2 separate regions of the Homo sapiens genome follow, and region 2 is linked to region 1. The links are chromatin contacts, found by Hi-C or POLR2A ChIA-PET in ENCODE. All regions are on one chromosome and are shown on one strand. Each heading gives the region's core, a stretch centred on a gene start or an enhancer-like site at or near the end of the contact. The rest is flanking DNA. Distances are from core to core; before and after follow the strand shown.

Region 1 (4,155 bases), core at 1,189-3,688:
AGACATCTACATAAGTTTGCTAGGGCTGCTGTAACAAAGTACCACAGACTAGACGAACTTAACCAACAGAAATTTATTTCCTCACAGTTCTGGAGGCTGGAAGTCCAAGATCAAGGTATCAGCATGGCTGGTTCTTTCTGAGGGCCATGAGGGAAGGATTTGTTTCAGGCACCCTAGGCTTGTAAATAGCTGTCTTCTCCCTCTATAGATGTCACGTACATGACATTTCCTCTTCTAAGGACATCACTCATATGAGATTAGAACCCAACCTAATGACCTCTTTTTAATATAATTACCTCTTTAAAGACCTTATCTCCAAATATTGTCATACTCTGAAGTATGGAAGTGCGGTTAGGACTTCAAGATACGTTTTTTTTTTTTTGAGACGGAATCTTGCTCTGTCGCCCAGGCTGGAGTGCAGTGGCGCGATCTCGGCTCACTGCAAGCTCTGCCTCCAGGGTTCACGCCATTCTCCTGCCTCAGCCTCCCAAGTGGCTGGGACTACAGGCACTCGCCACTACACCCGGCTAATTTTTTGTATTTTTTAGTAGAGACGGGTTTTCACTGTGTTAGCCAGGATGGTCTCGATCTCCTGACCTCGTGACCCACCCGCCTCGGCCTCCCAGAGTGCTGGGATTACAGGCGTGAGCCACCATGCCCAGCCTCAAGATACATTTTTGAGGAGACATAATTCAGCTCAAAACAATAGCTTTAAAATAATCTCCTCTTGATTTAAGCTAGCTTAAGTGAGCCTCAGTTGCCTGTAACTGAATAGTTCTTACCAAAATATCTACATTTTCTGGTCTTCCATTATTATTTGAGACAGGTTCTTTCCGTCGCCCAAGCTGGAGCACAGTGGTACAGTCATAGCTCATGTAGCCTTGAACTACTGACTTCAAGTGATCCTCCTGCCTCAGCCTCCCGAGTAGCTGGGGACTTCAGGTGCACATCACTACACCAGGCTAATTTTTAAATTTTTGTAGATATAGGGTCTCACTGTATTGCCCAGGCTGATCTCAAACTCCTGGTCTCAAGGGATCCTCCCCGTTCAGCCTTTCAAAGTGCTGGGATAATAGGCGTAAGCTACCACGCCCAGCCACTTCTATTATTATTATTATTATTATTATTTTTTTTTTTTTAGACGGAGTCTCGCTCTGTCGCCCAGGCTGGAGTGCAGTGGCGCCATCTTGGCTCACTGCAACCTCCGCCTCCCGGGTTCAAGCGATTCTCCTGCCTCAGCCTCCCGAGTAGCTGTGACTACAGGTGCACGCCACTACACCCAGCTAATTTTTGTATTTTTAGTAGAGACGGGATTTCACCATGTTGGCCAGGATGGTCTCAAACTCCTGACCTCAGGTGATCCACCCGCCTCGGCCTCCCAAAGTGCTGGGATTACAGGCATGAGCCACCGTGCCTGGCCTATTAGTTTTAAACTGCTTATATGTTTCTTTCAAGCATCCCAATATTTTAAGTTGCAAGAGAGCAGTAACATTTTAATAGTTCATTGAATTCTGCCTCCACAGACCTAGCACCCTACAAACAATTGGCACAGAAAACAAAAGGCAGAGTGAAGATTTCTGAGGTAGATGTTGTGGTGTACCATCCAGACCCCCCTTTAGAACTGAAGCATTCATTCCCTTAGCAGCTAGGAGTGTTGGCTGCTGACAGTTCACAGCTAAGTCTTATTCCAAGAACTGCCAACAGAGCCACCTCACCCAAGGTAATGCCCCCTCCTAGGAGGTGGCCTGCATCCAATGATGCAGACCCCTAAGAACGCATCCTTCTTAGCTCAGTACAGAAAGTCTCTGAGGGCCACCTCAGCTCCAGAGAAACTTGTGAGATAGGCTGTGGCCTCTGTTGCAAACGCATCACAGTTCAACTCTCCCTCTAACCAATCCTACTACCCACCCAAGAGCTGCTGATCCTGAGACCACTCTAAAATAAATTTCCTGCACACAAATCTCTGTCTTAGAGTCTGTTTCCCAGGAAACTTGACTTGCAGTGCAGCTAACACTGTAACAGAAATGAAAACAAACAAACAAAAAAACTCAGAAAAATTAACCAGATACTGGGTTCATTTCCTCTTTTCCATTTCTTGCTTTTGGAGAATCCTGTCCACCTTCTATCTCCTTGCTAGAGACAGGGTCCTGTTTCTTCCAGTGCCCTCAACCAGCCACTCCTCAACACCACAGGCAGAAACCCCAGAAACCCTGCTCTCCCAGGACAGCAGGGGGCGCCACAGACCCCAGTTCCTCCCCTGGGTCCTGCAGCTGCACTTCTGAAGTCTGGTCCCTTCAGGATCTGGCAGCGGGTGAAGACCAAAGGAGAGGAGGGGGTGAAGCAGAGGAATCCATCTAGGAGAAGCTAGTTCTGGCAGCTCCCCATTGGCCTCTTCCTGGGAGCCTGAGTCCAGGAAGCAGGAAGCGCTCACTGGCTCTGAGGACAGAGACATGGGCCCTGCTGGCTGTGCCTTCACGCTGCTCCTTCTGCTGGGGATCTCAGGTGAGCGCCAGGGTGGGGTTGAGAAGGCAGAGGCAGAGGATTTTTACTAAAGAGGGCATCACATAGAACAATGTGACACTTCACCCATGGGATGTTAGTTATGAGTAGCACAGCCTGAGAAGGTCCTGAGAGGCTACTATATACCCAGCACCATTCCAATGCTCCCGATTGGAAATAGCAGTACACACACACACCCACAAGATCCCTATCTTCGTGGGACTTATAATCAATGCACATATTAAATGTGTAAATTATAAGGCTTGTTAGAAGGTAATAAGTACTATGAAAGGAAAGGGGCATCTGAAGTACAGGGGCAGGAGTGTTGCAATCTTTAGAAGGGTAGTTAAAGAAGGCCTCACTAAGAAGGAGTCATTTGAGCAGAACTGAAGGGGATAACTAAATTAAGTAAGAGGATCCAGGAAAAGAGCATCTCAAGCAGAGGGAACTGGAAGAGCAAACACTATTCTATGATTTCAGGTATATGCTTGTTCATTTATTTTTCTGGTCCACAGGGATTTAAAGGAAGGGTATACTGGCCAGGCACAGCAGCTCACGCCTGTAATCCCAGCACTTTGGGATGCCAAGGCGGGCAGATCACCTGAGATCAGGAGTTCAAGACCAGCCTGGGCAACATGGTGAAACCCCATCTCTACAAAAAATACAAAAATTAGCCGGGCGTGGTGGCGGGCACCTGTAGTCCCAGCTACTCAATAGACTGAGGCAGGAGAAGTGCTTGAGCCTGGAAAGTGGAGGTTGCAGTAAGCCGAGATAGCGCCACTGCACTCCAGCCTTAGCGACAGAGTAAGACCCCGTCCCCCCAAAAAACAGAAAGGGTATGCTGAGAGAGCAAAAAACTTAACAGGTAGCAAAGAAGAAAGATACACAAATACTGCAAAATGCCAATTCAGTTAAACCAAATAGCACAAAAGTAAACAGCTTGCAACCTCAACCGCATCTGAGGGCATCATTGTATTTATAAACTAACATACTTCATATTCCTGATGGTGACCTTGAATCAAGTAAAAGCTAAATTTGAATCTTCATAGAGCATTTTTTTTTTAAGAGACAGAGTCTCACTCTGTCACCCAGGTTAGAGTGCAGTGGTGCAATCATAGCCCACTGCAACCTCAGACTCCTGGGTTCAAGCAATCCTCCCACTCAGCCTCCCTAGTAGCTGGGACTACAGGTGTGGTTGAACCACACCTGTTGTGTTTGTGGCCCAAAAGAAGAAAAAAAAAACCCTGACTAGTATTTAGGAAGTGATTTGTGAAAAGTAAGAAAAGTCTCTAATATAGCACCTGTCTCCAACATTCCTTTTTCTACTTCTGTGCCTTATCTCTGGTCATCCCTAGTTTGAGAGTCCCATGTGACCTAGGGTTTCCTTCTGCCCTGCCTATCTCACCACATTTTTTTCCTTTTCTTTTCAGACAGGGTCTCACTCTCTCGCCCAGGCTGGAGTGCAGTGGCATGATCTAAACTCACCGCATCCTCCACCTCCCGGGCTCAAGCAATCCTCCTGCTTCAGCCTCCCAAGTAGCTGGGACTACAGGCATGCACCATCATGTCAGGCTAATTTCTTTATATTTTTTGTAGAGACGGTGTTTGGCCATGTTGCCCAGGCTGGTTTTGAACTCCTGGACTTGAGCAATCCAC
Region 2 (4,355 bases), core at 1,781-4,280, 300 kb after region 1:
GTAAGAAGCATTAGCCCACCAGGCAATAAACTATTCAACTAGACTGCCATGTGAATTAAATTCCCTACACTAGTTATTTTTGATGGCACAATTGTACTTTCTGAAGCTTCATGGACCTTGCTCTATTCATTTTCTATCTGCTCCTTTCAAGCATTGAATTCCAAAAGGTCTCTGCTCTTAGAGCCAGGAGAACAGAGGAGGTGGGTTAAAACAAATCAATTGGAAATGCACATTTCTGTCTTTGCTTCTAGTTAGTTAATAGCCCAGAATGACTTCTTTCTACCTTCAGCCTTTAAAAATAAGCTGTTTAAAAATTTTTTAGGCTAAGAAAATATCAGAGCTCAAATAAAGTAATAGTGATGGATGAGGAAAAGTCAGTGGGTTTAGTAACCTTTTTCATCTTGGAGGGGGTAGGGATGGGAAAAAACAGAACCATCTAGATTGGTTAATTAAGTCAAATGTCTTCCCACAAAAATGAAAAACAGATAATATACTTGAGTTATGGTATTTTGTGTGGAGCTCCAAGTAGCCCGAATCTAAAGTCTAGAGCATCCATGCATGGATTTGACATGTGTACTGTATTTGAGTCTCATTCCCTTGCTCTGCTCATCTCCACTCTTTTGCTCTGTGCCTTGTACTAGACTAAATGACAGAGAAAAATTAAGTAAAGCCTTTGAGAGATGAACAGTTGGGACGTATTAGAGAACTCTGATTCATTTTCTAAATATCTTAGTAAATTGATGTTTGTTAACATTTCAAAAAGTTCTCTCTCTCTTCCAAGACTTACAGGTAGCTCTAGCCTTGACAGTAGAAGGTAAAGTGAACCAAAGTTATACTTCTTAAGTTAGATGGCCGAGGCATTAACTTGCACTTCTATCAGACTCTAAAGTGGTTGAGCATGGCCGGGTGCAGTGGCTCTTGCCTGTAATCCCAGCACTTTGGGAAGCCGAGGTGGGCGGATCACCAAAGGTGAGGAGTTTGAGACCAGCCTGGCCAACATGGTGAAACACCATCTCTACTAAAATACAAAAGTTAGCCAGGTGTGGTGGCACATGCCTGTAATCCCAGCTACTTGGGAGGCTGAGGCAGGAGACTTGCTTGAACCCAGGAGGCAGAGGTTGCAGTGAGCTGAGATTGCACCATTGCACTCCAGCCTGGGTGACAGAGCGAGACTCCATCTCAAAAAATAAAAATTAAAATAGAAATACAATGCTTGAGCATGTTGAAATGTCAGCAGCTCTCTTACTGTGTGCTTGGTGGTAAGTTTGATTTTTGCTGTGGTTGAAATTAGTGTTCTTTGAAATATTATTATTTGGATCATTACTCATAAGGCCTTTCCATAACTGTTTTATCCAAGATTTAGGCAAGCCTCTGGAGCTCAGGGCTGGAGCTGACATTAAAAAACTGGTGTTAAGTGAATACGTATTATAAAGCTGTTATCTTAATATAAAAAGAAGTGACTTGGTAGAGGTCTCCCTGTGGAAACAGATGCACAAGGAACACTTCATACTGAAAGACACAGCTGTTAAGTAATGAACAAGGACTGTATGGAAACTTTTGTGTAGTTATTTGGTACATTAAGTGGAATTTGGCTTTAGATGGCTAAATCTTGCCCTTCAGTGTGTTGGAAAATATTGCATAGTAACTTGTTTTTTTCCACAATGCCACCTTATTTTAGCATTCCAAAGGATTTGGAAGTATGGGTTTTACACATATGACTTTCTTAAAATAACTAGGCTCTAACTTTGGTAGCATAAATAATTACCTACTGATACATGCATGTATGTAAGACATAGAATAATATTAAGTGGAATCAAAGCTAGTCTCCTGAGAGAGAAACACTTGTGTTTATCCTGAAGGGTAATCATTTGTAGCTGACATACAATTAAGTGATTTATGTAGAGCCTTCATTTTGAAAGCATTTGCACTTCCTGTTTAGAATTTGTGGCCATTTGAAATTCAGGCCAATTATCATTGGGTCACAGGGGCCATCATAAGGGATAAGGATAGGAGTATCTGATACTACTTAGTGAAAGAAATACGCTATTTATTAATCTTATTTAGCCCCAGTAATTCTCACATTTTTAAGTCAAATGGCTTTGAAATTAGGTTAAATTTAGCTCTATAAATTCGATATTTTTAAGAGCATTGTTCACACTGTTGATTTTTATGTGTTTCTTTCTTTTTGGAATTGTGATACTTTACATTTAGGATCAATATGTGATCAAGGCTAATGATGCATCCAAACACACACACACACACACACACATACACACACACACATGTCTGCGTTTCTTAAAGTTTGTAGATCAACAAATGTCTAGCTATGATCCGCAAAACGTTTAAGTTGCTATTTCTGATTTCAGCTGGTTTACTTAATTAATGAGCGTGGGCTTTATAAGGTGTTGAGGTGTTGATTAGTTTTTTAAATGGTATTTTCAGCCTAACAAAGTAAATTTGTTTTATAATTTGGAAATATTTGCAAAGTATATTTTGGTTGCTTTCATTCTTTTACCTGCTGAGATCCCTCTGGCCCCATTAATTTTGTTTTTTTTCTCCTGAGCTGAATCCCTGAGACTGTCTAGATAGCTGAGAAGAAGCCAGGTATGGGAAATGAGTCAAGGTTGAGAGTATAAGACAGCTGGTAATCAGGAGTAGACCAGGCCGGGGGAGCCACTGTGAGCAGCATGAAATCGTGGCATCCATAGCACTGGAAGGTAAAAGTTGGTATGTGGGTGGAACTCTCAGCAAGCAGAAATCAGGGACACAGAAATATTGGAGTTTGATGGGAGTGATATGAAAAGAGGGCACAAAAGGAAAAAATAAGGAAAAGTCCAGGTCACATCAGAGATCAGTTTATAGAAACTGAAAGAACTATGACACTATTGGAGTGACAAACTTGGGACATTGGGACAGAAGTTCTTTGGCATTTCAGTGCAAATTGTGCTCTAGTCAAGAAGCTTCTTAGGCATTCCCTGCCAACATAGGAACCAGTCCCAAGGTTGGGCCACCAGAGCCCGCTTGTAAAAGCAGGTCATGGGTGTGTCTGCCTGGAAAGGAAAAGGAGGTAGCCTGGGAAGGTCCTAAGGAGAGAGGTTAAGGACATGTGGCAACACAAGCATAATCAGCACTTTGCTGAGCCTTGTGTGTTCCATGACTCACATACATTGGTTATAACACACCCATCTTCCAGGCAGTAAAACCAGTGGGTTAGAGCTGGGTCTTCAATGTGTCTGCTCCATCTGAAGGCAGTATAAGGGAACTACTATAAAGAGGGTAAAGATGCTTCAGTTTAAAAGCTGCTAAACAGTTTGCATTCTGTATAAAAATCTTAGTTCTCTTTTTAAAGTTTTTCATAGCAAAAAGAGGTCTGTTTGTAAAGGATTGAATTGGAATAAATAATATAAATGAAAGTTAATGAGAAAAATACAATTTATGGTTATGTAAATAGACTTTTGCTGTATCTTTCATATTTGCATGCACATATATTGTATATATAAAATATAAATACATATGCATATTTATAAATTTATATTGCTTAGAAATTGCTGAGTCTTAAGAGATCTCTAATTGTTAATTGTTTTAAACTCAATGGTTTGGTCTTTTTTGGGCATTAGTACATGATTACTTTGTCTACCTTTGTTTTTATTTAAATTATGAAATTAGGTAAACTTACAGGAAGGAATAACTAATTAACCTTAAAATCTCATTTATATCTCTTTAGACTCAATCATATATCTACTTGGCAATGTATTTGCTTTTTAACTTACATTTTAATGATATAAAACGAATTTACTTAGTATTTATTTTTGATGGGTCTATTGTATGGTGATATAACATATTTTGATTCTAATTCTCTTATTCTTGACCATTTGAGTCAATAGTATTTTTTTTTTCATTATTGGAAAATTGAACATTTTTTAGCAAATTATTTTTGGGTTGTTTCCTTGGGGCATTTTCCCCAAAGTCAGATTAACAAGTCAAAGGGCAGGAACAATTTTATAGCTCCTATTACATATTGCCATATTGTTTTCCAGAAAGATTGAGCTAATTTGCCACTCCACCATCAATGTATAAAGCACAGCCCCAGTTTTAGATAGTTTAGACAGTCTGGGCACACATGAAAAGTATAATTACATTTTTACCCTGAGGCCTAGCTGTAAAGATAGCTCTCCTAAGTAAACTCAATATATGGACTTTGAAATTATAGAACTGATAAGGCATGAATTTTGTTCTTCAGAATGTGGAGGCTTGAAGTTAGGGACTTTTGGGGCTGGACCATGTGTGGTGTGGAGGTAGAGGGTCCCTTTGGACCAGTGTGGTACTGTGATTGCATTCTATTGAGATGTTGGTAA

The links. A loop is a pair of places that touch in the nucleus more often than their neighbours do. ChIA-PET counts read pairs that join two places held with the same protein, here RNA polymerase II (POLR2A). Pooled maps may share reads with other maps.
Region 2: a loop to region 1 is called in a map of mammary epithelial cell, with 2.8 times the contacts of the local background. The contact joins the enhancer-like site here to the promoter of PRSS48 in region 1. A Hi-C loop is called at or near these places in 1 of 168 maps with a recorded cell type or tissue (mammary epithelial cell) and 1 of 50 pooled maps. POLR2A ChIA-PET finds 5 or more read pairs at or near these places in 2 of 52 experiments (GM12878 and Panc1).

The regions. Positions count from the first base shown.
Region 1 is chr4:151,274,723-151,278,877 of GRCh38, forward strand. PRSS48 (serine protease 48) reads left to right here and starts at 2,439. Exons shown (of 5, transcript NM_183375.5): 1 at 2,439-2,502. The coding sequence starts at 2,451. The region is part of intron 1 of SH3D19 (SH3 domain containing 19); the gene reads right to left. LOC124900799 (a long non-coding RNA gene) reads right to left here and starts at 436. Exons shown (of 2, transcript XR_007058328.1): 1 at 1-436.
Region 2 is chr4:151,571,026-151,575,380 of GRCh38, forward strand. The region is part of intron 4 of FHIP1A (FHF complex subunit HOOK interacting protein 1A); the gene reads left to right. Among named protein-coding and RNA genes, the nearest start is that of FHIP1A, 160 kb to the left of the region's middle. Within about 2 kb of position 3,031, at least 3 of the 41 ENCODE cell types and tissues checked have a DNase peak (open chromatin) inside an H3K27ac peak, as active enhancers do.